Regions from separate parts of the Homo sapiens genome. Here region 2 is linked to region 1. The links are chromatin loops, found by intact Hi-C in ENCODE. Cell type or tissue: heart right ventricle. All regions are shown on one strand. Links, peaks and the distances in the headings refer to the core of each region. The heading gives the core; the rest is flanking DNA. Region 1 overlaps CCDC85A (coiled-coil domain containing 85A). Region 2 has its middle 550 kb from the start of VRK2.

The links. Peaks named below come from ENCODE experiments on the same cell type or tissue, not always from the same donor. Only the 100,000 strongest peaks of a DNase experiment are listed, where the experiment ranks them.
Region 2: it touches region 1 in a loop (4-fold over the local background); 4 of 110 quality-filtered maps call a loop at or near these places.

Annotation. Positions count from the first base shown.
Region 1 is chr2:56,283,084-56,298,773 of GRCh38, forward strand. The region is part of intron 2 of CCDC85A (coiled-coil domain containing 85A); the gene reads left to right. Among named protein-coding and RNA genes, the nearest start is that of CCDC85A, 110 kb to the left of the region's middle. RefSeq lists an enhancer at 4,529-5,728. In heart right ventricle, for the core only: a CTCF peak has its summit at 6,309; no DNase peak of the experiment used is centred there; H3K27ac peaks cover 1,236 bases.
Region 2 is chr2:57,487,866-57,503,555 of GRCh38, forward strand. No RefSeq gene overlaps it. Among named protein-coding and RNA genes, the nearest start is that of VRK2, 550 kb to the right of the region's middle. In heart right ventricle, for the core only: a CTCF peak has its summit at 9,837 (motif pointing left); a DNase peak (open chromatin) is centred at 9,836.

The DNA of each region.
Region 1 (15,690 bases), core at 2,447-10,446:
TGTATCTGCAAATAAAGACAGTTTTACTTCTTACTTTCCAATATGTGTAGTTTATTTATTTTTATTGTGTTGATGTACATACTCAGAACTCAAATGCTATACTCGGTAGAAGTACTCTACTCATCTACTGATCTTAGAGGAAAAGCATTCAGTATTTCACAGTGTTACTTGTCACTTTTTGTAGATATTCTTCATAATGTTCTTCCTTCTATTCCAGTCTCTTGGGAGTTTTTCTTAAAATCATGAATAGGTGTTAATTTTGTCAAATTTTTTGGTGACTGTGGTGACAATATGGCTTTTCTTCTTTATTACACTAAAATGTGTTACACTGATTCACTTTGACTGTTCAAACTTATTTTTTGAATAAATTCCACTTGGTTATGAAAGTTTCTTTTCTAACATTTGCTGGTTTTGGATTTACTATTACTTTCACCAGATTTGCTTTTTGATTCTTTTGGTCTATTTTTATGATGAATTCTGATATGTAACTTTTAAACATAAAATGGTTCTTTGGTTGGTTTTTGGCATTAGAGTTATGCTGATTCTTCTTGAATCAATGTTGGTAACTTGTATTTTTCAAGGAAATCTATTTCATTTACATTAGTAAAATTACTGGTATGAGTTGTGATATCTGTAGGATCTGTAATGACATATCTTTCTGACATTTCCAATTTGTATTATTTTCTTATTTTGATCTGTATTGATAGTAGTTTGTCAATTTCACTGATCTTTCCAATGAACAAACTTTAGCTTTGTTAGTTTTGTCTATTGTTTGTGCGTTTTCTACTTAAGTTAATTTGTATTACCTATATCATTTTCTTCTATTTACTCTGGGTCTAATTTTCTTGTCTTTTTCCATAGCTTCTTAAAAAGGAAACTTAAATCACTGATTTTAAACCTTTTATCTTTTCTAAGTATTTAAAACTCTACATTTCCCTCTAAGCATTGCTTTATTTACATCTCATAAATTTTGATATACTGTATTTTTGTCATTCATTACTTTCTATTTCCCTGTGATTTTTTTCTTTGATAAATAGGTTATTTACAAATGTGTTGTTTAATTTTTAAATACTTGGGCATTGCTAGATATCCTTATTGATTTCTAGTTTATTTCTATTGTTTTCCCATATTATGATCTATAATATTTCAACATTTTTGAAATTTATTATGTCTTTTATTGCTCTTTCTTGATTGATATTCTGTTTGCACTTGACAGAATCTGAATTCTACATTTCTGAATATAGTGATTTCTAAATGTTCTTCAAGTCATATTGATTGATAACGTTCAAATCTTCTTATTTTTTTTGAGACGGAGTTTCACTCTTGTTGCCCAGGTTGGAGTGCAGTGGCGTGATCTAGGCTCACTGCAACCTCAGCCTTCCAGATTCAAGTGATTTTCCTGCCTCAGCCTCCTGAGTAGCTGGGATTACAGGTGTGCACCACCAGGCCCAGCTAATTTTTCTATTTTTAGTAGAGATGGAGTTTCACCATGTTGGCCAGGCTGGTCTTGAACTCCTGACCTTAAGTGATCCACCTGCCTTGGCCTCCCAAACTGCCAGGATTACAGGCGTGAGCCACCATGCCCAGCCCAAATCTTCTAAATCCTTACTAATGTTTGGTTTGCTCTTGTGTGTTTGTCTCTCTGCCTTTAGTTCTATCAGCTTCTTTTATTTTGAAGTTCTTTTCTTATGCACATAAGTATTTATAACTGATAAGTATTTACAACTTATCTTCCAAAAAAGTTGACCTTTTAATCATTATGAATTGTCTTTCATTATCTACAATAATAATCCTTGTCTTAAAGACTATTTTTTGTTATTAACATAACCACACCAGCTTTCTTATGCAGATTATTTGCATGGTATATATTCTTCATCCTTTTACTTTGACCCCATATATATGGCTTTACATTTTATATTAGTCTCTTTAAGACAGCAAAATGTTGGATTTTGTGTTTTCATCCAGTCTGGCAGTGTCTGCTTTTTGAATAGAGTTTTGACTTACCTTTCTTTTCTTTCTTTTTTTTTTTTCTCTTTTACATGGAGTCTCACTCTGTCGCCCAGGCTGGAGTGCAGTGGCACAATCTCAGCTCACTGCAGTCTCCACGTCCCAGGTTCAAGCAATTCACCTGCCTCGGCCTCCCAAGTAGCTGGGATTACAGGCGCATGCCACCATGCCCAGCTAATTTTTTTGTGTTTTTCATAGAGATGGGGTTTCACCATGTTGGCCAGACTGATCTTGAACTCCTGACGTTAAGTGATCCACCTACCTTGGCCTCCCAGAGTGCTGGGATTATAGGCGTGAGCCAACACACCTGGCCGAGTACATTTTATTTAATGTTCTTATCGATTAATTATATTAATAATATAATTAATTATATTATTAATTATATTATATTAATATTACATTAATAATATTATTATAGTATATTATATTAATAATGTAATTATATTATTTATATATAATATAACATAATATATAATATAATATAATTAATAATATAATTAATAATATTCTTATCTACACTTCATGTTTAAGAATTTTTTATTATATAATTACATTTTACTCCCCTGGCTTTTGTGTTATGTCATATATTTTACTTCTATATGCATTATAAACCCTATACTATATGCATTATGAACCCTATACTATATGCCTTTAAATAGTTTTCTTTTAATGAAGTTAAGAGAAAAAGGGTTGCTTTTTATATTTGCCCACATATGCACTATTTCCAGTGTTGTTCTTTGCTTCCTATGTGTGTTCGGCTGGTATCATTTGCCTTTAGCCTGAAGAAATTTCTTTTTGTAGTACAGGTCTGTTGGATATAAATCTTCTTAGGCTGTGTTATCTCTGCAAATGGTTTTTTTCAACCTCAGATTTGAAGGATATATTTATTGGGTATAGAATTTTGGGTTGACAGTCCCCCCCACCCCGACCCCCAACAATATAAAGATGTTTTATTGTTGTTTGGGTCCATTATTTCTGATGAGAAGCCAGTTGTAATTTGAATAATTATTTCTCTGTCATTAATGTACGCATCTTTCTCAGGCTGCTTGTATGATTTTTTTCTGTATCTTTGATTTTTAGCAGTTTGACATTATGTGCCTAGTTGTAATTTGTTTTGTATTTCTGTATTTATGGTTCACTGAGCTTTTTTGGATCTATAGGTAGATGTTTTTCATCATATTGGAAAATATTCAGCTAGTATTTCTTCAAATATTTTTCTGTTCCATTGTCTCTTTTCTTTTTCTGTCAGCTAACAATTGCACGTTAGACCACTTAGTATTATTGAAGCTGTCTTCACTGAGGCTGTTTTTAAAAAATTTTTTTAAAATGCTTTCATCTATGTTCTTCAAATTGGATAATTTCTATTGATTTGTCTTCCAACTCATTGATCCTCTATGCTGTAGTCTTCAATCTGCTACTAAGACTACTTGCTAAATTTTTCATATTACTTTTTACTACTAGAATTGGCTTTCTTTTATATATTTCATATCTCTGCTAAGATTTCTCCATATGTTCATTTATATGTCCATATTTTCCTTTAAGCCCTTGAACATATTTATAATAACTATGTTAAAATCCCATCTACTCATTTTTACATCTGGGTCATCTCTTGGTCTCTGTATTGGCTGCTTATTTTTCTTTATTATGAGTCATGTATTTCTACTTTTGTATGACTTGTTCATTTTTTATTGTAAATTGGACATCAAGGATAATTCCTGGTAGGGAATCTGGGGTATGTTGTGTTCTTTGAAAGGAAATTGAATTTTCTTCTGGAAAGCAGTTAAATTACTGGTGGGTTTTCTTGATCCTGTTGGACTTGGTTTTATTCCCCTTTAGGTTGGCTCTATTTTAGGTTTTATCCTTATACCTACAGACACGACCTTTACTTTAGGGAGTGGTGTTTTCTCCAAGGGGTGCCCTTTCTGTGGTTTTAACTGAATGCTGAGGTGTTTGACATCTTTCCACTCTGACTGAACCAGGGCTCCAATGTCTCTCAGCATAGTTATGACATCTGGTGTTTTTGTTCATCTCCCAGGCTTGCAGTAGTTACTTTCTGCTAGGGCTGACAGAGTTTCACTCTTCACTTTTGTAACCCAGACTTTTGTCAAGGACTCATGGGAGACCTTCAAGCTAACTTCTAAGTGCCCTGTTTCCTCCTGTGGAATTGTCTTATTTCCAGTACTCTGCCCTACACATTCTGGTTGCTTCAGTGGCTGCGAGCTTCAATTTGCATCTCCTCAGTTCAGGGACATAGTTCTCTACTTGGGCTTCACTTTCCTTTGCCACAGTCTGGAAAGTGTCCTCAGGCAGAAAACCAGGGCAAACATGATTTCATCTTGACAGTTTCTCTTCTCTCAACAATTACTATCTTCCATTGCCTATTGTCCAATGTCTGAAAACAGGCCAGTATTCCACCAACTTTCTAGTTGTTTATGGCAGGAGGACAGACAGACCCAGTTCCAATAACTCTGTCATGATCTGAAGTTGAAGTCACATTCTTTGTGGAATGCATATTAGAGTTGTATGGTTGATTCTGTGTCATTTCACATTCTTTTTCTGTCAGATCTACACCAAACTCACCCTTTCAGAGACAGTGTTTACAGGCCTCTTCTTTCTTGGCTCTAAGCCAATTCTTTCTCCTTTATTTTCTCACTTTACCATTTTCAAATTCTTCCTCTTTTCACAGTTTGCCTGATTTTAAGAAATGGGACATTGTAGCACCCAGCATACAACATTCTGTGCATATAAATGTGGACTACTTTTGGGAGTGTGAAATTTTTCTCCTATTTAGAGCAGGACTGTAGGCCTTTTAAGTTTCTTTCCTGTTGTCTTTGAGTTTTTCGTCTTCCACAGAGAGCTGCCATAGGGTGTTTTAAATCATAGCAGAGGCCCTCTGGGGAAGCTTTGGGGTCTCTTTCCATCCAGTCCTTCTCAGAGGCTCCTTTACAGAGCCTGGCGTCAGCTTCACCCCTGAACCCATATCTTGGGATGATTGACAGTTTACTCCCCACAGCTGAGTAGGAGCACTAATGCCATGGTAATTATTCATTACAGAGGGATGGAGTAGACAGAGGTCTTCAGATTTGTGTGATGAATAGTTTTCTACCTGGTCACAGTCCCAGCATTTTTATTTGTGGCAAATTCATCATGACTCACAAAGCTTTATCTTCACTTCCCACCACTCCTTACTTAAAATTTCCTTTGGTTCTTTTTTTTTTTTTCCTTTTAGCATCAAGATAAAAAGGAACAGACACTTGTGTATTTCCCAAAGCAGAAAACCGGGAATGAATTACAATGGAAATCACTGTCAGTTTTTAAGATCTTCTTATAAATACAAACTAGTTTAATGTTTTTGATTGATACTTCATAAATAATGAAGTTATTATGAAGTAAGTTAAAATTAGTTATGTCTGCATGCATATTTTAGCCTCAAAGAGTGTGTCTAATTAGGTACTTTTGATGTGTGAGACATAATTATGTTTACCTTTAATTTGGCATGAAAATGACATTTCCAGAACCGAGTTTAGTGGTGTATTTTCCAACACACCGATAGAGAAATGCATTTCATCTCCTGGGGCCCTGTTGCTTCTTCCCACCATGCCCCCCCCACCCCAAAAATCATCATTAAAGTTAAATCAATATTTTTTAAAAAACAAATCTGTTTGTGCCTAAATTATACATCCTAAGACCAGAGCACCAAAATTAACACCATTTTCCTAGTCAGTGAACCTTGAAAATGTGTAATTTGGTGTCTACATTAATGGTTCACATGACTTGTGTTGCGGGGAGAAATCACATCTGCTCTCTGCAGTGAAGTGATAATTATTTCTAAAGGTCTGTGTACAGAGAGCCTTATGACCCTTTAGTTGCTGATAGTTTCACTAACATGGCAGTAAGAGTTTCAATAATGTAAGCAGAGGTGGCCTAAGTAGCACTAGAATGAGATAAGGACCTGGAGTGCTGACCCGGGTTCCAGGGTACAGGCAGAACTGCCCAAGCTGTAGTTAGCATGCCAAATGAAAGTATTCAGGTTCATAAGTCAGTAGGCAACACAGGACCCATGATTTCTTATTATCAGCTGACTTCAGATTCAGATTACCACTCTTTTTTTCTCTCTGTTCTTTGCATATGGATTTTTTTAATGTATTTATTTATTCTACCTATGCTTATTGGTTATTGTTTACTATTCAGTATGACAGACATGGGGATATAGGCCTGGCAAATAAGTTGTCAAGAAAATAGATCATCCAACATAGTGTAAGTATTCTGATAGGACTGTATGAACACTAGGGGATGCAGTTACCCCAGGTTGGGTTGAAGAGGAGCTCATGAAAGGCATCTGAGCCAAGTCTTGAAAGTTGAGTAGGATTTCATTGGGCAAAGGGGGTGATATGGGTGGTAGAAGGACATTATAACCAGAGGGAGCAGCATGAGAGAGGGTGGCACACTTGGGAGTCTATGTAGTTTAGTATGCTTGGAGCACAGGGTACAACAGTGGTAGAGGTGGCATGGGAGATTGTGAGAGGTGAGGCGGAGATGTAGGCATGGACCAGATCTTGAAAAGATCTCAGTGGTCATCCCTACCATCTTCTTTCCACTATTCATCTGCTTTCCATCTACTTTTTACAGAGTATGTAAACCTCATCTCTGTTGTCCGAATTGTCATGAGTTTTCAATTAATGAAGCTTAATTTAATGGTTTTATTATTTTTGGAGGGGGTATAGTTAAAGTCCACCAGGACATTCTGGTCTTATAAGAACACGCTGGCAGTAAAGTATGATATCTTTGTCAGATGGTTTCTATTTTAATACTTAATATTTTATATTTCAACTGCAGATCAAACTGAAGAACTTGTCTCTGGTACTAGGCTATGGGTCAAACCTTATCCCAGAGGGGTCGAGGTGGTGATTGTCCTGGTTCAAGCCAGACCCTCATTTCCTGCTATTGTCTGGTTCTGAGTTATTCTACAGTCTGCTGCTCTGCTCTGCCCTATTCTGGCCACATCCTTCTATAATTCTCTTCTTTTATTCTTGCATCAGTGCTGACATTTCAATTGTAGTGAGTCCTCAAGCTCTATGTCTGTAATCACTCAAAGATCAGTCTTAGATTTAAGCCATTATCTTTCTGTCATCCTAGCTAGTTAATTATTAACTATATAATCCATGTAAATGATAGAGGTGTAACATTTTTGCTAATACTAACATGGAATCTCTATTTTTTTCAGTCTGCTTTTTTTTTCTGGTTTTGGTTGGAGGGGCCCTATGAATATCTGTCATTTATAGCTGTGGGGGTGGGAAAGAGAACAGGCTTTTTTTGCCATTTCCTGTGTTTACAGGTGATCAAATATGCCTGATTCTGTGCCCCTCTACTATGGCAAATGAATTATATTTGTGTCCATGGTGAAATTTTGCTGTTTCACTGTTTCAAACTTAGCTGTTTGTTGAATCCATAGTTAATAACATCACTAGTGGTGATCATTTAACTATCTAGAAGACAGGCAGAAGAAGCAAATAGTGTAGATAATTCTGAAATTATGTAATCAAAACCCCTGGTCTATAGATAATTGATTTTTAATTATCATTGTTAATGTTTCAAATTTTATCACCAGCTTCTTTACTGTGAACCAAAAGGACATCTCTCAAGAAAACTACATTTGGCACTTTCCTCTATACAGTTATCTAGAAAATTGTTTCCAAATTCTATTTTGAGGTATACTAGTTTGTAGGGATGTTAATTGGCATTAGTAGAAAAATTGGCTCTTTTGCCACGAGCTTGGAAAATCTTGGGTTAAAACAAAGTCAGGTTTCCTTACTGTAATTCTTTTGGTGTCTTTAATATGCTAAAACACACTGTGGGTTTCCAAGCCAAAACCAGAAAAAGAAAAAAAATGTGTAGTGTTTTGCAGATTCATTTGACCATGTAACTCTTTTGGGGGATTATTTGAAGAACTTATGTTGCGGGTTATATGGCAGTTGCTATTGGCACAACTGATGATGAATTGTGAAACTTCGGTTTTTGTAAAATGTAAATGTATTCCTTTCTCATATAGAGGCAAATTTTGAGGAGTACACGTAGAATAATGAGAGAACTAAGAAAAACTTGATGTCTTAATCTTTGAGTAGAGGCTCAGTGACAAAAAGATGCATAGATGGATCTAACCATATTGTGGGTTCTCATTTATTCATCTATTAGTCAATCAGCAAGTACTGATGGAGACCTCCATTAGGAGACAGGCACTGTGCTGGGCACTGGGGTGAACAAGACAGCATTAGAGAGTGAGATAAAGGCATAATGGACTGAACATATCATTAGTTAGTGAAAAGAGCTGGTGGTAAGTGCTGTAAAGTAAGTGACAGTGGCTGCAGAGAAAATAGCAGTGTGGGGGCTACTATGGCTAAGGCGATTGGAAAAGGCCTCCCTGAGTAGATGATATTTAAGCTGTAGATTTAAAGGGTAGAAAGATACTGTTCCCTTGAAAATTTGGGAGAAGATCAGAGAGATCAGTAAGTACAAAGACCCTAAAGTGGGAAAGAATGTTTGGTGGGCTATCAGAGCCTGATGTGTTGGGAACTTTGTAGACAAAGGGACACATAGCATGAAAGGTTGGAAATGTAGATAGAACACGTAAGGCCCTGTAGGCTGAATTACATGTTTGGTTTTTACTCAAAGAAAAATGGGAAGGCTTTTTTTTTTTTTTTTTTTAGACTTTTAGGGAGAGGGAGGATGTAACCTGATTTACCTGTGAGAACGTTCACGCTGACTCCTGAAGGGAGAATTGTAGCCAGGATGAGTGGAAGTAGAGAGCCCAGTGGGAGGCTGGTGCAGGCCCAGGTGAGAGATGGCAAAGGCTAGCTTGCACTACAGTGGTATTTAAAGAGACAGATGGAGGGGATTAGGCATATTTGAGACATGTGTCTCAGTAAAACAAATGCCTGAGTTAAAAACATTTATTATTGCATCACAGGCACATTCTGAGATGCAGTATAATTTTCTTTTCGTTTTTTCTTTTTGAGACGGAGTCTTGCTCTGTCGCCCAGGCTGGAGTGCAGTGGCGCCATCTCAGCTCACTGTAAGCTCCACCTCCTGGGTTCATGCCATTCTCCAGCCTCAGCCTCCCGAGTAGCTGGGACTACAGGCAACCACTACCACACCTGGCTAATTTTTTTGTATTTTTAGTAGAGACGGGGTTTCACCGTGTTAGCCAGGATGGTCTCAATCTCCTGACCTCGTGATCCACCCGCCTCGGCCTCCCAAAGTGCTGCTATTACAGGAGTGAGCCACCACATCCGGCCTGAGTTGCAGTATAATTTTCAACTTGATAAAGGATACACATTTTCTCCTATTTCCTTTTGGTCCAGACCTTTTAGTTTTGGTCTTCACAGGGACCTATAGACCCCTCTGCCTTCCACAACCCTCTCTCAGTCTCCTGAAAAGAGGAGAATGATGTGATTATTTAGTTAGATTTAAGTAGGATGGGGAAAATAAATTAGTTTTGCCTGCTTTTAGTGTTGTAGGCCTCTCGTACCTGCCTCTCACCTAGGCAATAAATAAATACATAAGGAAATAAATAACTCTATATGATTCATTCTGGCTTACACTGGGACATGAGACCCCTGGATATATCATTTGTACATACTTCTTCTCAGAGGCCATGAAGACACTGTGGCTGTCATAGGGAAGGATTTTTGTTTCTGGCTGAGTATCATTCTATTCCATTATGGCCCATCATTGACATTTATGATATTGCTTATAAAAAGAAGCTGAACATGAGATAGTGTGCAAACCTATATTGGCATCACTTTCCTTAGATTTTAAAATAGAGCAGATAATCTTCTAAACCCAATTGATAGTCAAGTTGGCAGAAATCAAGGGGGTTTAGAGCACCATTCCAGCTTTTCCATGTCATGGCACACATAGAAATGAGAGCAGGTTTACAGTGCAGGGCAATGAGTGGACCAGGCTACCCCCAGCTGGAGAAGACCAGAGTCAGAGCTCATGCCCCCTGGGTACTGGCTGGCAGCTTTGATAGAAGGGGAGTTAACATCTGTGGCATGTATTAGGTCCCGTTAGCTGTCTACCAGATGTACTTGTTACAACATTCTAGGCTGGAGGATTCCATGTGGAGAAAAGCCAAAGTTATACCAGAGATAGGCCTGTAAAATCAGTTTTCCACTGGCTAGCCATATGCAGAAAATTGAAACTGGACGCCTTCCTTACACCATATACAAAAATTAACTCAAGATGGATTAAAGACTTAAATGTAAAGTCCGAAACTATAAAAACCCTAGAGGAAAATCTAGGCAGTACCATTCAGGACATAGGCAGAGGCAAAGATTTCATAGCAAAAACATCAAAAGCAATTGTAACAAAAGCAAAAATTGACAAATGGGATCTAATTAAACTAAAGAGCTTCTGCACAGCGAAAGAAACTATCATCAGAGTGAACAGGCAACCTACAGAATGGGAGAAAACGTCTGACAAAGGTCTAATATTCAGATCTACAAGGAACTTAAATTTACAAGAAAAAAACAACTCCATCAAAAAGTGGGCACAGGACATGAACAGACACTTCTCAAAAGAAGACATATATGCAACCAACAAACACATGAAAAAAAGCTCAACATCACTGATCATTAGAGAAATTCAAATCAAAACCACAATGAGATACCATCTCACACCAGTTGGAATGGCAATTATTAAAAAGTCAAAAAACAACAGATGCTGGTGAGGCTGTGGAGAAATAGGAATGCTTTTATACTGTTGGTGGGAATGTAAATTAGTTCAACCATTGTGGAAGAGAGTGTGGCAATTCCTCAAAGATTTGGAACCAGAAATACCATTTGACCCAGCAATCCCATTACTGGGTATACACCCAAAGGAATATAAATCATTCTGCTATAAAGATACATATACACTTATGTTTATTGCAGCACTATTTACAATAGCAAAGACATGGAATCAACCCAAATGCCCATCAATGATAGAGTGGGTAAAGAAAATGGAATATTGTGCAACCATAAAATGGAATGAGATCATGTCCATTGCAGGGACATGGATGGACCTGGAAGCCATTATCCTCAGCAAAGTAACGCAGGAACAGAAAATCAAACACCGAATGTTCTCACTTATAAGTGGGAGCTGAACAATGAGAACACATGGACACAAGGAGGAGAACAATACACACTGGGGCCTTTTGGGGGGTGGCAGGGGAAGGAGAGCATCAAGATAAGTAGCTATTACACGCTGGGCTTAATACCTAGGTGGTGGGTTGATAGATGTGGCAAACCACCATGGCACACATTTACCTATGTAACAAACCTGCGCGTCCTGCACATGTATACCATAACTTAAATAAAATTTTTAAAAAATCAGATTTCCAAGTCATGGCATTTTTATTCATTCTGTAGGAATGGTTAAGGCCAGTGTTATGCACTCACTGACCTTGATCTAGGAATGGCTTCTTGGAATTAGTTTATTTCCTTGTCCATCTCAAGCGTATAACTCTATTCAGAGTTGACAATTTGATTCACATCTTTTATCAGTCATTTCCTCTATGATTATGTAGGGACTGACTGACAATGACAGATAAAACACTTTGCCTAAACAGCATCAGAACTTAGAGATTTATGTATGAAAAAGTGATAATGTTTCTGGGTTGCTGGATTGCAGAGGAGAACTGCCAGAAAATATCACATTTAAAACTCTTAAGTCACTATAAGTCTTGGTGCTTTGAAGAGGGCTTTGGGTGCAAAGTAGTACATGGTAACTACTAAGGCCGGTACCTCTAATAGCTAGCTCCCTGAAATACCCAGGATGGGTTGGTGGTATTAGTAAGTAGTAATAATTATGACAGTGATTTTGGCAATTCTGAGGACTAAATACATGATAGCATGAACTAAAGTCATTGAATTGTCTGCATTATCTGGTATAAGAATCAAAACATTGTGTTTATGGCATCCAGATTGCTGAAGAAGTTTGTCAGATTTTAGTTGCTATGTATTTCTGTGCTTAGATTTTCACTGAATGGACCAGTTGTTTTGGATTTTTTTTTAATTTTAATGAATCAGACACCTCCCTAAATGCCCCATCCCCACTTCCCAATAAATCTTGTCTCAGAGCTTCAAAGAAAGAGGTCAATTCAACCAGTGTATTTATTGGACCTTCAAGTATTTACTTTTTGCTCACAGTTTTTAAGATCAATGTTTTTGAATTTTATAGCAGGGTTTTTATTCTTTTTTGTAGTGGGACTTAAATCAAGGTTTCCATTGACTAAGCCATGATCTTCCATGGTGAGTTGACTTCTTCACAAATGGGCAGATTTTGCCTATGGCATAAATATAATTGATTAATAATATGCTGATAGCTTTACACTGTTGTGATGTAGCAAATCAGCTTCCGCATGGCTAGTGGAAAGAAGGTTGATCTCTTTGTGAAAGGATGCCACTGGAGTTCACCACCAGGGCCCTCAGAGAGCTGAGAATAGGTGTGGGGTGTGCGTGGCAAGTGCTTGGCTCCTACAAAAAGAAATGGCCCCTCTGTCTAGGAGTGTGAGTTTCTGCCACTCACTATCATTCCAGATCATTTCTCTGCAAATTAAGAAGGTGGTATCTGTTTAGTGACTTCTTCTCTTGAGTGTTAGCATCATTATCTAGTGTCAGGAAACCCCTTAGAGGATAGACTGAAAAGGAAGTGCCTGGAGGAATCTCCCTCCCTCCCCTATCATAACAGCTTCTGGCTTCAGGCAAAGGCCAGGTGAGAAGGTGAGTTGCAGAGCCACCAGTATCACTGCCCAGGTGCTGCGTGCCTGAGGACTTCTGTGTCAGGATTCTGCAAATCTAGCTGACAGGTTTTTCTACGACTTTCTAATTAAGTCTGTAAGTGTTGACATCTTTCTTACATATGCGATAAAGAGAAAGGAGGCAGGCAGCCCTGAAAATGAAAAAAGAAGTCAGTTTTAAAAATGTGGAATCTACAGGCAGCAATTTTCCTTTCCTCTATGTGAAAATGACATCAGGAACTTTAGCACACTGGCAGGATCTCATGGGTATAGCTTTCATTGCCTCTTTTTATTCTCTTCCTCAATATTTCCCACTTATAGAAGCTTCTAAATATGTGTTTGATGGCCTGGGTACCCTTTTTTGCTATTTTAACAGCACCTGTGGTAAAGGTGTATCCCAAAGCGTCACTAATGGTTCAGAAGGGTTTCTTTTTGCCCTACTGTGCCAGGATGTTATGAAATAACTTAAAAACTATTTATAACATACCTACTGAAAAGTTTCTGGAATGTGGTAGTTTTCTTCTTTCCCTTTTCCATAAACAGCAAGTGAAATGAGAAGAGGACCTTTTGAAGCCTATGTAAGCCTGCAGAAGGAGCAGGCAGCTGAACCGTCACCAGGCGCCCTATTATTTTTTACTTACATGGAGGTGATCCCTAACCAGTGTGTTTTTCCTTTCTAGAGTAGGGAAAGGAATTTTGGCGGCTTTTGATGTTTGATGCACCTTAAGCAGGCATTATTCAGAAAGGCTTTTGTCAGGATTCTGGCCTGTTTTACAAAAGAGACATAGGACAGAACACCTGGGTTGTACATCTGGGGCATGAGGGAAGGAACAGTTTACTTTGAAAGGGAATTTTCCATTTTCCTTGGGAAGAAGTGAACTGCCTATAATAATGGAAAGAAGAAAGAGTTAGCAATTTAAACAATTTACATAGCAAATTAATAGCATAATAATTATCTATTTGCTTATTTAAAATAGGCCAGAAATGCCTACTTTTTTCATGGAAGATTATTTCATTCCATGTACTAAAATAGAATAACACCATATAGAAAAGCAGTAAAAATGAAATAAGACTTTTGAAAACATATTAATATATGAAATATTTATTATACAGGCTCAGTAGTGTTTGCATTTAATCATTTTTATTGTATATCGGGGTTAGTCATTTCATTCTGAGTTCTGAAAAATGAACATGAGATGTTTTGCAAGCACTGCTTTTTTCTGGAGTGTGCTCTCAGTGGGATTTACTGAGGAAATACTTATTCGTTGAGAGGTGGGGGCATGTGTCTGTAAGTGCATTACAAATGCTTCCCATAGTGGCACTAAAATGATTAGAGGAAATGAGAGGGAAGCCAAGAGCAAGGTTGCTTCTGTGAAATGGATTCTTACTGGTATGCTAAGAGGACTGTGGATGAGTTGGGGAAACTTACTCAAAATATCAGGGAGGCAGTACCTCTTTTCTAGCTCTGTGCTTTGAAGACCACATCTTTCTCTTAGGATCTTTGGATACTAGTCTTTGTACGAGCCTTTTTTTTTTTTTTTAATTGTGTGACCTTTGTGTGAAATAACTATATATTTTTTCTGTTTCCAGAGCATGTTTATATGATTTTCCAAGGATTAGGGCTAAGAGTTGGAACATTTGTGATTTAGCTATTCAGTAGGCAAGAGTTAACTGACTGAATGATGCTGTATTTCAAGTGGAATCACAGTGCAGGGCCATGGAAAGCGGCCCCTCATTGGTAGATTTTCTGTGTTAAATTGTGAGTTCTGTTGCAGGGGAAAGCCTTTTCCTCAGTAAGGTCAGTAAAGTTTAATAACAAAGGGCAGTGGACAAAGTATTTGGTCACTAAATCCAGGTGAGTGTCAGAGCTTGCCGTGTGAGGTGATGTCGGGGACTTGGATATTGGTGTGGAACTGGGTATAGGACTTCATTCTTTTTCAGGCCATTTGGCCAAAGTGGGTGGCATTTGGCAGATGGTTAGCTGGAGCTTGGCACCAACCACTTGGCAGTGTGTAGGGGTGTAACCAGGGTTGTGAAATGGTAGTATCTTCCAACCAGTTCCATGTTTGAGACACCATGATCTGCCATCAACAACATATTCGTCTCTGGAAATGGTTACAGCTATGATTCCTGGCAGTGCCATCCCACACAGACTGCAGAAGAGATTTATAAGGTCATGCCCCAGGCATCAGAACCATCTTGCATAGCCAGTGAACCTCCTGGGGTTGATGTTATGTGGAAAAATGATTCCATTTTAGTGTATGCACTGGCTGAATGGCAGTTTGTGCCAAGGAGGTTTTTTCAGGTCATTTGAAGCTGATAGAATAGCACTGGTTGAGAAATGGCAGCAGGAGAGGGAATGCGCGGGACTGAAATGATGCCCAATACTCTGAGTTTGATAGAAGGTAATTACAGAAGTGAGGGTTCTGGTGTGTGAATAAATGCTAGACAGACCCCTGCATTGCCTAGGAAGCAACATGGAATTTCATATTGGAAAGGAATTTAAATGAAGGAGAGCCCTCATTTCAATCAAATTATAGGCTGCGTTTGGAAAAAAAGTGATCTTGATCTGCCATTGGTTAAAGAAACATTTTAACACTTTCAATGAGTATTTAGGTCCTAAATTCTGTTTCAGGGCTCAGCTAAATTTGAGTCAAGAAATTCTTAAGAAAAAACTTTCTGTTGTATATGGTATCATGCATTTCCTGAGGATTTGATGAATTTAGGGAATCTTTTAAGCTTACTATCCCTTTTCTAGTTTCGATTTTTAAAAACTTTTTCTAGGATAACTGGAATCCAGGAGATCACTTAAAATGGTTTGTGATGACATCACTAATCTAGAGATCGGAGAATAGGTGGGAATTAGGAGAGGCAGTGATAGGAGGTTTGAAATTTGGGCTGTTAAC
Region 2 (15,690 bases), core at 5,036-13,035, 1.2 Mb after region 1:
AGTTATAAGACCAAATTCAATTCAGAACAAATCAGGTATAAAGATACCTAGTAAGAATTAGGTTATAGAAAAATGGGCCATCCAAAAAGCTGAAAAACAGGATGCAGAAATTATCCAGGCACTCCTAGTTTCCATCTCTTTTTACTTGTTCCAGATGAGGACACAGTCCTATTTATTTGATGCAGAAAACTGGAGAGACCAATGTTTGTTAATATGTCTTCAAATTAAACATCATAGAATTACTATGTTCTTTTGGGATGCCTTTGCAAGCCCCAAGTATAAAAAGAACAAGGAAGAGCTGCCTATCTAAATCTAGAGAGACTTTTTAGTTGATGTCCCCAGATGTTTTGAATTCCTTTTGGAATCAAGGGGCAAGCAAAAGGCATTTTGAGATAATCCAGATCCACTCCTGCTCTTAACTAAACCACTGAGAGTCCTCAATGTTCATGATTGTAGAACTAAAGCAAAGTCCACTAAAGCAATTTAAATTGGGATCAGGAGGGAATCAGCAAATTGCAGGAAGAAACCATGTGGTAAAAACATTCAAGTGGAGACTCAGTGGCACAGAGCAAGAAAACTTTGGGTAGTTGCTCCTGAAGGGAGACATACTGCTATGGTTTGAATGTGTTCTGTCCAAAATTCAGATGTTGCCAATTGATGGTATTAAGAAGTGGGGCCTCTAAGGGGTCACTAGGTCATGAAGTCTCCTCCCTCGTCAATGTGATTCAGGCCTCCATAAAAAAGGTTTCCCACAAAAACTTTCAGGTCACTCCCCCTTCCACCTTCCTCCACTTGAGGAAACAGCCTTCCTTCCCTCTGGAGGATGCAGCCCTCACTGGACAACCAAACCTGCCAGTGCCTTGATCTTTGACTTCTCGGCCTCCAGAAATGTGAGAAAATAAATTTCTGTTCCTGATAAATTACCCAGTCTCAGGTATTCTGTTACAGCAGTACAAATGGACTGAGACACATAGCAAAGGGCTACATCTCTGTTCTTTACCAGCGGACCGTTTGAAATTAGGGCAATCCAAATTCCTATCCCCTGGCTTTTCTTACCCTAGTTCGCTTAGGCAAAGGAAATAGTTGAGGATCTTGAAAGGAGTTGAAAAATGCAAGGGAATTGGGAGAAGCACTGAAAACCCCCTCAAGGCCCCTTTAGACTGTTAGGAGGTAACTTTTCAGACAAAAAAATTGGATGGATGTAGCAATGTGGGGGCAGAGTACCGACAGGTTGCGGAGAAAGAGGCTAAGTTAAAGAGAAGAGTGGGGACAGGGGACTACAAAACAAAGAAAGTTAACTATATGACAAGGTTTTATGTCACATGGGTGGTTATAATTTAAGGACAAATCTGTTTCCATTTATCTTTGTTTAATGAGTGGCCCAGGAGGAGACTTTCCAATATAAAATTTTTAACTATAAGTTACATTCTACCAATAAATGTGGACCCATGCTTTCCAATGGAAGAAAATTCTGGCCTTAGTATTTTTTGATTTGTACAAACATATTGATAACCAAAATTAATGTTCAGTTATTTCAGGGTTTCCTTAAATATTTTCATTGATATAAGTATATACACACCTTTTTTTAAATCCTGAATTTCTATTCACACATTTGTAAATACAAATTTTTTTCAATGAGTGAATAGGTATTTGGCCAAGAGTATTTGGCTGAGGGTATAACTATTCAGAACTACAAGCCTTTTTGTTTCAGGAGTGATCCATGAAATGTGAGGGGAAAAAAAAAAAAGAAAACAAAAACAAAGAAAAAATTTAAAACAAAAAAAACTCACCAAATCAAAAAAACTAAGAAGGAATAACTACTATGTTTTGAACTGCATTTTATTTAGAGAAGAAAAAAACAATTCCTGAGCTGAAGTTACATGAGACAAAGGGGATGGATGGCTAGGGATGTGTCAGATTTCTCTAAGAAGTCCTTTTCTCTTTCTCCTTTGGTTCATTTTAGAGTTTTGCATAGTAAATATTTATTGTATTGGAGGAGTAAAACTATTAGGTTAATTAGTGAAATCAGAAAATTTAGCAGAGTGCTGACATTAGTGGGGAAACAAAAGAATTGAGGTGGAGAAAATGAAGGGCTCGATCCTGAGTGCTCGCGAAGAACTTCATAGGAAATACATAGGACTAGGTAAACAGGAGAGGAGAGGAGTGTGAGAACAGCTTTGTACTCAGATCTGGATTCACAAGTGGCCACAACTAGAGGCATGTCCCCACATCCTGATCTGGAAGAAGTCACAGTACCCCAAACAAACCTTCCTAATGTGAAAGAAGCAACAAGAGAGATGGGTGGATGAGAATCAAACAAGGTCCTACCAACAAGAAGGGTTTCCCCACTTTATTGTAAATAAAAGAAAGTCTAGATAGTCAGGAAGGAGAGATTTTAGGCTTAAATTTGGGATCTTTGAGAGTGTTGAATCCCTGATAAAGGACATCTGAAGAGTTCCTCCCAGGCTGATGGGAGGAAGGGCCTGGGTTTCCTGGACTTCTCGACTACAGAGACAGGAGGCCTTCTGAGAAAAGACAGTAGCAGGGCCTAGTGGTAGGGTTGCATTGCATTCCAGTGTCTTTAAAAGAGTTTAGATCATTCAGATAGTATCGGCAGTCTTTGCTGGAGACATCCCACAGGCAGTTAAAAATGAATTATTGTCAATAAGAAAAAGACAACCCATTAGGAAAAAAATGGCAAAAGATGCTAACAGCATTTCACAAAGTAGGAAACGTGAATGGCCAAAAATTTATTTGAAAAGCTACTCAAGTTCACTGGGTATCAGAGAAATTAAAGTTAGAAATACAATATAATAGTGTTTAACCTCCACAAAATTGGCAAAAATTAAAGTCTGAGGGTGCCTAATATCCCAATGTGTAGTCTTCCACATTTCCAATAGACATACAAACTGGTAAAACCACTTTAGAAAGCAATTTGAGATTTTCCAGTAAATTTGGAAGTAAATATATAAGACTCAAGAATATAACCTGTGGAAACTTTTACATCTCTTGCATCATGAGTCAAATATTAGAACATTTGTCATAGCAGTGTCTATAATCTCAAAACAGGAAATTGCCTAAGTGTTCATTAGTAGAGCATATAAATTGCAACATGTTCAAGTATAGTCATCTGACCCATAACGACTTTTAGGTCAAAAACAGCATGTATGACAGTGGTCCCACACATTATACCATATTTTTACTGTACCTTTTCTATATTTAAATACACAACTACTTACCACTGTGTTACAATTCCCCACAGTATTCAGTACAGTAACATGCTATACAGGTTTGTAGCCTAGGAACAATATGTTATACCACATAGGCTAGGGGTGTAGGAGGCTACACCATCTAGGTGTGTGTAAGTATGCTCTAGAAAGATGAAATCACCTAACAGTGCATTTCTCAGAGTGTATTTCCATTGTTGAGCAATTCATGATTGTTACAGAATAACATGCAACAGTAAAATGATATAAAGCACAGGCATCAATATAATCATAATTATCATAATTTTAAAAAGCAAGTCATGGAAGATTGAGTTCAATATACCCCAGTCATCAAAATCTTAAAATAGACAAAATTAAACACTATGGTTATAGGAAAAGCACATTTTTAAAAATTATTATAAAATAAAGGCAAGGTAACAGGTGGGCCAGAACAGTGCTATGGTGGAAGTAGGGAATTGCGACTTGGGATAGCTCAAGGGAGAGTCAATGTCCTTGGTAACGATTTTTAGACACGAGAGTGGCTATAGAGCTGTTTAGCATTTTGATAACTTGTATATTATCTTACATACTTCTGTATTCCTGGAGTGTTTTAATAAAATATGCTTTAAAAAATGAATTCTCATCATGGCCACTACACAGATCCAAGGAGGAAACTGAAAGCCTGGTTGGCCTATTTATATTTTGGTACAACCTACCAACCCGCGTTACACCGTAGGGGAAGTACTCAGGGTTAAGGGAATTAATGGACCTCAAGTAGACCACTTTAGGCACACATGGCTTGGTATGATAATATATAACAGTTATATCAAAACTGGTGTATAAAGAAAGGGAAAATTTTAGATTAAGAAGCTCTCTTACTAGAGAGAGGTAAAAATAAACTTAGTAAAGAAGAAAATTGAAATAATGAACTTTTTGTGGAAGAGGGGACTCTTGTTACTACTTCAGTGCTCTAGGTTGCTCTTCTTCTGTTGTCATTTCTCTTCTATTCCCAACTTTTCCATGAAACACTGTAATGTGCAAGACTACTACACACAAAATTAGCCTCCACTAATGAGAATCAGGGCTCTGATTCTTGTGGAGTCATTGAGTTCGCACTGAGTGTAACAGAACTCAAGATTGTTCTGGAATAGCTTGCTGTTATTGGAAAGCAAGGATAATGTTTAAAGATGTGTGAAAATGGCTACAAGAACTAGGTTGAAAGTGCTTCTACTGGTCAAACTATGATGATTAGAGCATAAAATTAAAAACAAAGGTTTGCTGCCAATTAGAAGCACTGAAAGATCTTAATTCCACGATGTTGCTCACAGAGTTAACTAATACAAAAAGATGTTACAAAGCAAAGCCACAACTACCAACAGAGTCGTTGTGGTGTTGGCTAAACACAGAAAACATAATCCTTTGTGAGCTGAAGATAAATGGATTTGAGGCAGCAGTGTTTGGATCAAACTGAGAGTCAAATCCACCCAGATAAATGGGTCTGAAATCAGAGTGGAAATGTGGACTGCAAAGAGATGTCAGAGAAAAAGCTGAGTTATTATCCAGAGAAAACTGGGTATTTTTTTTTCTTCCTGAATAACTGTTTAATTTTAGCTGACACTGAATTTGGATCAAACATGGGAGTCTTGAGGTTTTTAAAACCTTCTGTCAAATAAAACGCATATTCATCATGAATGGTATTATAAAACTGATTGTTTAAAGACTATGACATGGCAAGAATCGAGTTTTCTTGATCACAAGACATGCTTTCTTTCAAAGACTGCATTATCCACAGGTATGAGCCTCTATCAGGGACAAGAGGGCCCAGGAGAACCCCTTCCTCACACTATTCCTCTATCTTCATGAAAACTTTATTCATGATAAGATATTGTATCCTTTGAAATGTATCTAACCTTCAGTATATATGTGTGTATATATCAAAGCATATGTATGTGGCTTATTCCCACTATTCCATAAACCATCCAAAACTTTGCAGAAAATACTTTCAGCCTTTCGATGGAGAACATGTACCCACTTCAGCTCTCTATGCTACAGTGCTATAATTTCTATTCTACAATTTCATCTGCAGAGGAAATTGGGGTGCAGTTGTACGGGTCTAGTAGGAATATATCTGAATCCCTCATCCATGCCTTTGCATTCACTCTTCCTTTTAACACAAAATGGGTTACCACTTTGTTCTTCCTCCACAAAGGGTGGCCGGAGAGAGTAATGTCAGAAAGCATGTTTCGTGAGCCTGAGAAATACAACGTTTCAAAACCTCTAAGCTCAGAATATGATCCATTACCCTCTCCCTCAACTTAAGAAACATGAAAAGGAGCTCTTTTGCCCCACTGGATCTTTCTGCAAGCCAAGTCCATGTAGCATGTCTCGATACCCTTAGCATTGGTAAGCCCTAGTTTACTTATCCATAAAACTCAGTGATAGGAAAATAGGCAAATAAACACATTTTAAATGAACTTGTATTCAATATGGAAATAGATCCACAGTGAGTCTTAGTCTGCCCAAGGCACACTCATGGCTCTCATGCTGTGTGAGCTGTGTGTAATGATTTCCCCTTGGGAAAAACATTAAGATCCAAAATATTAAGTTTATTTTCTATTTTAATAAGAATATGTACTCTAACAGAATTTCAATTTTAACTGTTTTCAACAACAAAAACAAACATATCCTCCAGAGTCCTATCCAGTAGAATTCAGGGAGCCACTACCTTTAGCTGGAGAAACTGAACTCTTCAGGTGCTGCACTGAGTATTTAAACTCAGTGAACAGTTTCCTTCTGTAACAGCCAGAAATAAATGTACTTCCTAGACTTGCCCTGGCACCCAGAGGACTAGTACTGAATGCTATATATAGAACTGATATGGTCTGGTTGTGTTCCCACCCAAATATCATATTGAATTCCCACATGTTGTGGGAGGGACCCAGTGGGAAGTAATTGAATCATGGGGGCAGGTCTTTCCCTTGCTGTTCTCGTGATAGTGAATAAATCTCACAAGATCTGATGTTGTTTTTTGTTTTTTGTTCTTTGAGACAGAGTCTCATCCTATTGCCCAGACTGGAGTGCAGTTTCGCAATCTCGGATCACTGCAACCTCCACCTCCCAGGTTCATGGGATTCTCATACCTCAGCCTCCCAAGTAGCTGGGATTACAAGTGTATGTCACCACACCCAGCTAATTTTTGTATTTTTAGTAGAGATGTTTTCACCATGTTGGCCAGGCTGGTCTTGAACTCCTGACCTCAAGTGATCCACCCGCCTCTGCCTCCCAAAGTGTTAGGATTACAGGCGTGAGCCACTGTGCCTGGCCAATCTCATGGTTTTATAAGGGGGAGTTTCCCTACACAAGCTCTCTTCTCTTGTCTGCTGCCATGTGAGACGTCACTTTCACCTTCCACCATGATTGTGAGGCCTCGACAGCCATGTAGAACCTTAAGTCCATTAAACCTCTTTCTTTTGTAAATTGCCCAGTCTTTGGTATGTCTTTATCAGCAGCGTGAAAACAGACTAATACAAGACTCAAAAGCCTGAACATTTTCATGTCATTTTTTTTACATACTTTAAAAATATTTTTGGCTTTTTTTTTTCAAAACGCTTTAGGAATGCATAAAACAAAGAAATTCTAACTAGGAGATAAGTTCAAGTGCCTGAGTGTGGTATGCAGAGTAATGGTTCCATGAAGAAGCCCAAGACCTACGCCCTAATATTTGTGTATGTTTACATGGCAAAAGAGACTTCACAGATGTGATTATTATCTTGAATTGTCTGGGAAAGCCCAGTGTAATCACAAGGGTCCCTTCCTTATGAGAGGAAGGCAGGAGAGTCAGAGTCCAAGGAGATGTAATGAGGAAAGTAGAGAAGAATAGGAGAGAAGACAGGGAGAGAGAGAGGAAAAGAGATTGGAAGGTGCTGTCCTATTGGCTTTGGAGATGGAGGAAGGGCCTGTAAGCCAAGGAATGCAGGCAGCTTCTAGAAGCTGGAAAAGACAGGGAATAAGATTCTCTCCTACAGTCCCAGAGCCTACAGAAGGAAACACAATCCTGCTAACACCTTGATTTTAGGACTTCTGATCTGCAGGCAGTGTAAGACAACAAATTTGTATTGTTTTAAGTCACTATATTTGTTGAAATTTGTTATAGCAGTGATAGAATACAAATATTATGAATCAAATTAAAGGGTCAAAAATACCATAAACTTCTAATCGTGAACAAAAACTGCAATTCTGTTTGGGTTTGGGATTCTAAGTGAAAACTTGATCAATTGGAACCTGACAGCCACGATTGTGCCTAACAGAAAAGACACACAGTCTGTGACTGTTATGTGTAAACTAGTTTATAATATTATGGAAGATATAAAAGAAACACAAAATAGCCATACATATAGAGATTAAGAATAAGTACCTTTACTTTTCAGAAATGCAGACTCTGAAAAAAGATATGATCGAAATTATTAACTCAAAAAATCTCATGACCTTGATTGGATGACCTTTTTCAGCATCTTTTATGAGTAAATATTTGACTGTTTGAAGATACAGAGAGAATAAATAGCAATATGCTCTTAAATATTTGTTTCCTTTCCCTTTCCCTTCAGCTTTGCATAAACCGAACTTATTCCACTTAGGAACTACACAAATAGTTGAAGGAGGAATGAAGGTTGTAGCAAGCATATTTTCCAAGAGAAGTATTTTTTTTCTTTTTGCATTTGAAATTAGCCACAGCTTAGCAACACCAGCTTCCGAAACATTTATACCAAGCAAAGTGCTGCATATGCTGTTGTGCTTGATGTACCGAAACAGCACCAAGCAGGGGCACCCAAAAGAGTGGGAAAGGGAGAATCTCAAAACACGGCTATTTTCCTGTTGTTGCTGCTGTTCAATCGAGAGTATCATGTCTTTAGCATTAGTTCAATATTGGAGAAAGCATATGATCTTTGTGTTTAACTATGAGATGGTGCCTACAATTTCGGGGATCATTATTATTATTACTAAAGATTAGTTTCCAAAATTGAAGAATAAGGAACTCTCGCTCATCTCCTGACTCCAGTGCAATTTCCCCTCTCAAAATGTCGAAGAGGATGCATACTGTCTCTATTTCCCGCTTGAATTTTCTGGAATGGTAAGGCAGGGAGCAGGTTTCCAAGTCAGTTTAGGTCAGAGGATAGCTTCTACTCACTCTTCTCTCCTCTAACAATATGAGGAGCACTTAATCTATTTTCTCCTTCATTTGATGCTCTTTAGTACTAACTTCCAGATAACTCCTTTTGCTCGCTGAAGATAATGAGATTTACCAAAAATCATATGCAAAATAGCTGGGAAAACATGTGGTTTGATTTCCAAACAGATTAAAGTGAAGCAAGGGCAGCACCCAAACATCTGTCCCAGGACACGTTCCTTCCACTAAAAGGTTAGAGACTTGCTGCTGTCCCCCTGCAGAGAGGGATTTTCATTGCTCTGGCGCTGACGCTGGAGAACATGCAGACACCACAAATGCTTTCTTGGATACTTTATTTATTTATTTTTGAGACGGAGTCTCACTCTGTCGCCCAGGCTGGAGTGCAGTGGCGCGACCTCGGCTCAGTGCAAGCTCCGCCTCCCGGGTTCATGCCATTCTCCTGCCTCAGCCTCCCTAGTAGCTGGGACTACAGGCGCCCGCCACCATGCCCAGCTAATTTTTTTGTATTTTTAGTAGAGACGGGGTTTCACCATATTAGCCAGGATGGTCTCGATCTCCTGACCTGCTGATCCGCATGCCTCGGCCTTCCAAAGTGCTGGGATTACAGCGTGAGCCACCGCGCCCGGCCTCTTGGATACCTTTTTGTACCTTTATCATGCTTCCCCCTGAGGTTCTTGAAAGGAGTTTTCAGTGTAGGAGAGAGGTTTTGGTTTGGGAGACAAAAAAAAAAAAAAAAAAAAAAACAGAGACTTTCGAACAAAACATATTTGGGTCAATCGCAGTCCTGCTATTTTCTGGTTGTTATAACTTGGATATAATAGATATTCACAGAGGTTTGGATTAATCATTTGTTAAAGAAAGTAATATGGCGTAGCTTGCAGCATTGTTATAGGGTGATTGAAAAAGAAAACCCTCATTATCATCTTTTACATTCTAAAAAGATGAGCTGTTACTAAAATCCACAGACATCTCTGTATTGTTAGAGTCTGCATTATACTTTTAGACTCCACCTTTACTGTTTAATATTTTCATAACTGCATAGATTGTCTGTGACTAAGATCACAACAGCCTCTTCAGATACAAAGGATGCTGCTACCAAAATCTGGCCCATCAAAGTACATGCTGTTCTGGAAAGAGTGGAAGGATTCCCTTATTAGAGAAAGGAAAGAAAAAAAGCCAATTTTCTATGTAGAAAAATTGTGACCTGGTTAATTCTGAATGGCCAGGTAAACAGAACAAATCACCTGCCTGCTTAGAAAGCTGCAGGTCTGACTAGTAACATTACCTTTGGAATTCTGACTTGCCTGGCTATGTCCACATGTGCTGGTGATTGGTGACCACAGTGTGCATTTCCCTGATAACCATGAACTCTGTTATAAAACCCTCAAATATAACTGCTTTGTTTGGCCGGCTGAACCTCTCAAGGAGTGGCTGCCCTCTGGTGGTAGCTGTATTCCTCACACCCAAATGTTTATTGGGTTTATTTTGTTTTTTTCTTTTCACTTCTGTTCCACAGCACAAAGCCAGTGTGGCTATTTCATTTAGTTTCTCAGGCCACAGCTCCCTGTACAGACCTCTAGTGAATGGGAAACCACTGACTTTGAACTGAATGTTTTCTTCCTTGATTTCTGTTTTCTGAAGCCGTGCCAAAACTTGAAGATATTTATCATTTCCTCTTTGCATTCTTTTTTTTCAAACCAAGGGTATGTCAGGTAAGGTAGAATCCAGGTTCCTTATCAGAAGATTTTCTAACGTCTCTTCTAAAAGGTGACAAATGGAACTGAATATTTAATCCAACTTTAATCTAGACAGGGCAAAGCAGAGTTTGGATGCTGCTTCTCAGACATCTGGGCTTGAAACACTCATACCCACGTCTCAGGAGCTTTCCTCCACTGTCCAAATCTGTTCACTCCTGCTAATCCCTTGCACTCTGTACTGCCAACTGACATTTCTTACCAAAGTCCTCCAAGCACCTCAAATTATCTAATAGAAAATCAAAATAATTTCCCCAAAACCCGTTCCTCCTCATTCTGTGTTCAATGCCTTGTATGAAGACTCCACAATTTGCTCAATTCCTAGCCTATCAAAAGGACCTTTCCTTGGTTCTCATCATTGTCTCCATTTTCAATTGCAGGTCTCTGTCTTAGCAGGTCTGTCACCTCAGCTCCACGATGATTCCCTTCTGGCTCTATCACTACTGCCCCAATCACGTCTAATGTGTATACCTGACAGTGATAACTCCTTCCTTGAAATAAATTTCACCATCTACAGAATAAAATCCAAACTCTTTGGCAAGTCTCTCTGGGCCCTTCCTAATGTGCAGGAGCCAATCTCCCTTCCCAGGCTGCTTGCCCACCTATGAACCATCCCCAGTTATACCACAGCTGGTTTCCCCTCCATATATTTACCATTCAATCTGGTAAAATTTTGTCTACCCAGCTCAAAGGATTTCTTTACTCCAAAAAAATTCTAGATTTCCTCTACTACAACCAAGCTAATGAGACTCTGTTTCCTAGAACTGGGACTTCTTCCTTGTGGTCAGCTAAAATTTTCACCTATTATGTTTTCACCTAAACTAGTATAAACGCAGATCTCCCTATCCTATAGTTGCTGTAGTTGATTTTTAGCTGGGTGAGGTAGTCACCCAACAACTACCAATAGTCAATATTTGAATTTATATGGGTTTCAGTTTGAGTGTTACGGTTATGAAGGCAGTCTCTGAAGCCAGAAGTATATATTCAAATACCAATTATATGTTTTACTAGACCTAAGGCATACATACACCTCTAAAACCTTTCTTATAACCTTTGAAATTGAAATAAGTGAAGAAATTACTTATCAAAACAGTTGCAAAGATTAATTGGGATAATCCAGGGTAAACATTTTGCCCAATGTCTACCATATAGTAACTACTCTACAAATGTTAGCCATAAAACAAAAATTGTCATTCATACACCCCGTCTACATGCATACCTATTGTGCATACAATTCCACAAGGAAAACAATATGAATAATATAATGTAAATACCTTGAAGAGAAGTCAATTTCACTGAGAATATTTGGATTCTATGACTGTTACCAATTTGGCTTGATTCACCGTAGATACTAAGTGTTGCCTACTTCCCTTCAAAAACAAAACCTTACACAATGTCCATTTCAATAAGTAAATACTGTAGAAAATTGAACCACTGCTTTATTGGAGCTAAGATCCACAGAGTTGTATTGCAGCTTGAAAAGCAAGTAATTTGTTTGGCTGAAATCCAGTGCTGGAGAAACTAGAAAATTAATATTCCCAGGTTGACAATAAGATGCTTCATTGTTTATCTTGCATATGTAGATACTGTAATTTTTTTTTACTGCAGCAAGATATCACTTAGTGGCTCTGTGACTCATTTTCCCCACTTATAAAATATTATTATGGAATCATAACAGGAGCTACTGCAGAGAAATGTTTTGAGTATAAAATGTGTTTAATATATTTAAAGTGCTTATAACCGGTGACTGACCTACAAGAACTTTAAATAAGTATTAGATACTACTTTCATAAAAAACATGGGAATAACAAATTGCTTTAGGGTATTCATTGCAGATAATAGACAGACATGGAGTAAACAAAGGTAAATGAATAAATAAATACATGAAAGAAAATCATAAAATCATTTCCATTTGACCCTATGAGAGCATTTACTATTACAATTATATCACGGGAATGGTGGCATTAGATATGGCTGTTCAACACATGGCCAATAGCTTAAGATTTACACAGAGAATGTGAATATTTTGGTGTTTTAAATGTGTACGAAGAGTATTCAAATGCTAATTTGGAACAACTTTACATCTGTTTTGTCTTGAAAAACACAAAGAATAACTGTCAAGGGAAAAAATGCATTTGTTCTCCTGATCATTTAAGAAAGTCTACTAAGTGTCCAGTACTGATTAGTATAATTATAGAGGCAAAATATGTTCAAAATATATGTTTCTATCAACAGTAGTTAATATTCTTTTCTACAATCAAATCACCTACATGGTAGAATCTAATTATATTTCCCTTTGCACCCTGGAAATTACTCCAATTGGCTGATCAGAAACCCCTGGGATGCATTCTAAAAATACTTGTTTCAAGGCCCCACTCAGACCTACTGTATGAGAAACTCTCAGGATGTACCCTAGGAATCAGCATGCTCAACTAGCACTGCAGGAGTTTTGGTTACCTTTCAATTCGGGAGCAGTCATTTGTGTGTCCGGTAAGCTTTTGCACATCATAAGTACTAGGTAGAAAGCAATTTAGAGTTCAAAATAGAAAATTCTTATTTCAACTTCTGGGTGTATTATTTGCCAAGAGGGTGACGTTAGACAAGTAACTTAATATCTTTAAAACCATCAGTTTCCTCAACTGTAAAATGAACTTAATTATACCTACCTTATATGGTTACTGTGAAGATGAAATGAAATCAAAATTGAAGTGCAAAATACAATGTCTGACACACAGTATATAGTTTATAAATGATAGTTATTATGAAGGTGATATATTTTCAATAAAAGCAGTTGGGATTAGATGATATAATTACTTAATTAAATGGCTTTTGAAAGTGTCCTTAAATATTATTCCCCTGATTTCCAGGAACAAGAGGGGTGGCATCATTAAATATTTCCACCTTTTGCCCACTCCTGTTAATACTAGCATCAATGACATACCATTCTGTAGATTGCTTATTTGTAGAGTAGCACTTCTGGAAGGGTCTTGTTTGTCCTTGGACAGACAATAGAACTAGGGCATTGGTTTTCTGAATAATATTTTGGGAAGTGATGCTTTAAAATAAACCTCAGATCAAAGCTGGCATTACTGACATAGTACTTGAGACTTTCTCTAAAATTAGATAGGATTCCCAGGAGAAGGGAGTAGAGAGTACCATTGTGACTTGGGGTTTCTATTCACTCTATTTAGTCTGTTTTTCATTTATTGAGTGATCCTAAGGCACATTGTGTTACCCTTTTAAAAATGTCCCATGTGGAATTTTTAACATGCAAAAAGACCTAATAAAATGTGAGCTTCTCAGCGATAATGGTGCAATTCACTTATCAAATTCCCATTGTTTAGTTCTCTTTGAAACCTAGAATCCCAGAGATTATTGACCCTGCCAAGTTTTACAGAAGAGGGCAGTTTACATAATGAAATCTGCTGTTTCATATTCACACTAGATAAAACCATCAATTAAGGTATCAACTAAAGTGTCCATACAGACTCCTTATCGTGAAATATTAGCATTTTCAAGATCATTAAGTTTCTGTTTTTATCATTGTGTAGTTAAATTAAAATAAAAAGCAGATATAATCTTGTCTTTGAATTTAGTATTGAAGGAGGAAAGTAACTATAAGCAACCTGTAACCTTCCAAAATGAGCAGAGTTGGTCATCTATATCAGATTCAAAGAGGTTGGTCATGGAACTATGAGGAAGCAGAATCATAGGTCTTAGGAACCTGGGTTTTTTAGGGCTGAGTTTCAATTCAATCTGAGCTACTTTCTACCTATGTGACTTTGGGCAAATCACTTAGTTTATCTGAATATCAGATTCTTTTTTGTCTGTCAAAAAATATATATGTCACAGGATCATTATACAGATTAAATAATATAAAGAAGGTATTGCTTTTGAATAGTGTCTAACACATCATAAGTAAGCAATAAGTAGTAGCTATTGTTGGCCCAAACCAGATTTCAACATAGAGAATAACCCTTGTAAACATATCTGGAGAATGTACCTACCTAAACAAATATCAAGCACCCTGTTATTTTGGGTAGCCATAGGATAAATTGTTATTACGTATTCACATTTTGTAGAAATAAGTTACCACTATTCAATTGCAATTGATAATTCAGATGGACAGTATATTTCTGCAAAAAGAAGTATTTACTGTCATACTGTTAAACTTCTGCTGTATGTCAGGTACAGTCCTTGGCACAGTGAATGTTATAATACAACCATAGCTCTAGTCTTTATGGAGTTTGAGTCCAGTGGGGAAGACAGATTATGGTAATTAAACAAACATAAATTTAATAACTATAAATTGAGTGTTTCTTTGGCTCTTCCCTTACTAGAATCTACATATTCTGAGGTCCAAAATTCCATGACTTGATTAACCTTGATCCCACCTCTTTCTTATTGAAGTATAGGTTCTGGATTACGGATCTCATCACATTGTTACTGCACTAAGATCAAATGTTATTATTTATAGAAATCCAATGTTCAATTTTCAAAACTTAATGAATTATTAGTGCTTCAGTATATTGTATTTAATATTTATTCATTGGGTTCCAAATACACAATATATAATCTCTTAACCCAAAAGCCATATTTTCTCAGAAATACAATCAAATAAATATGAGATGGAATCTTAATCATGTTCTCATCACAATCTGTTGCCTCATTTCTCTTTAGAATAACAACAATAGCAACATGACTGCCTCACAATTTTCTGATTACACTTATTTTGTAGGAGAAATTTTGTAGAATAAATATGATTTGAAGACAACTCTCAACAACAGGGAATTGTGATTGTGTAAAAGAAAGGCTTATGCTAGATTGCAGGTAGTCATGAAACACTTTTCTGAGAAAAAGATATTTAAGCCAACCCCTAAAGAATTAATAGGAATAATTTTGACTCATAGTGAGGTAAGGAATATTGTAGACACAATGCAGCATAATGGCGAGTGTATGAAGGAGAAAACAGTGTAAACATCTGTTCCATGCATTTTGAGAATATTTAGGGTAAGAAATGTGATGAGAAGTAAGATTGGTGGAGTTTGCAGAGGCTAGTTTATGTAGTGTTTGGAAGGCTAGGTATTTTGGACTCAATCGCAGATACAAAAAAAGTTGTCAGAGAATGTGGCACATATGTCAGTCAGATCAGAAAGCACAAGCAAGTGTCTGCTGTAATAAGAAATGAATCCCAAAGTGGTTGTAAAAACAATGTTTTTTGGTTTTTAAAAAACAAACATCTTTTTTTTTTGCTCATATTAAATGTCTATTATGGCACCATTGGGTCTCTACTCCATATCTAGTAGAGAAAGACAGAAAATATTTTGAACAATGTTAAGATATACCACAGAGCAAAAGAATGAGAAGATTCAGCTTGTCTTTTTAAAAGATTAGCAATCTGAGGATGAAGAAGAAAATAAAGAACACAAAACCAGATGTGGGAAAACCAACTAGGAGTTTGTTGTAGGATTAAAGGAAATAGAAAATGGTGACTTTACCTAAGGTCTAGCTGAGAGAAAGAGCAAGCTGCATAGATTCAGGATAT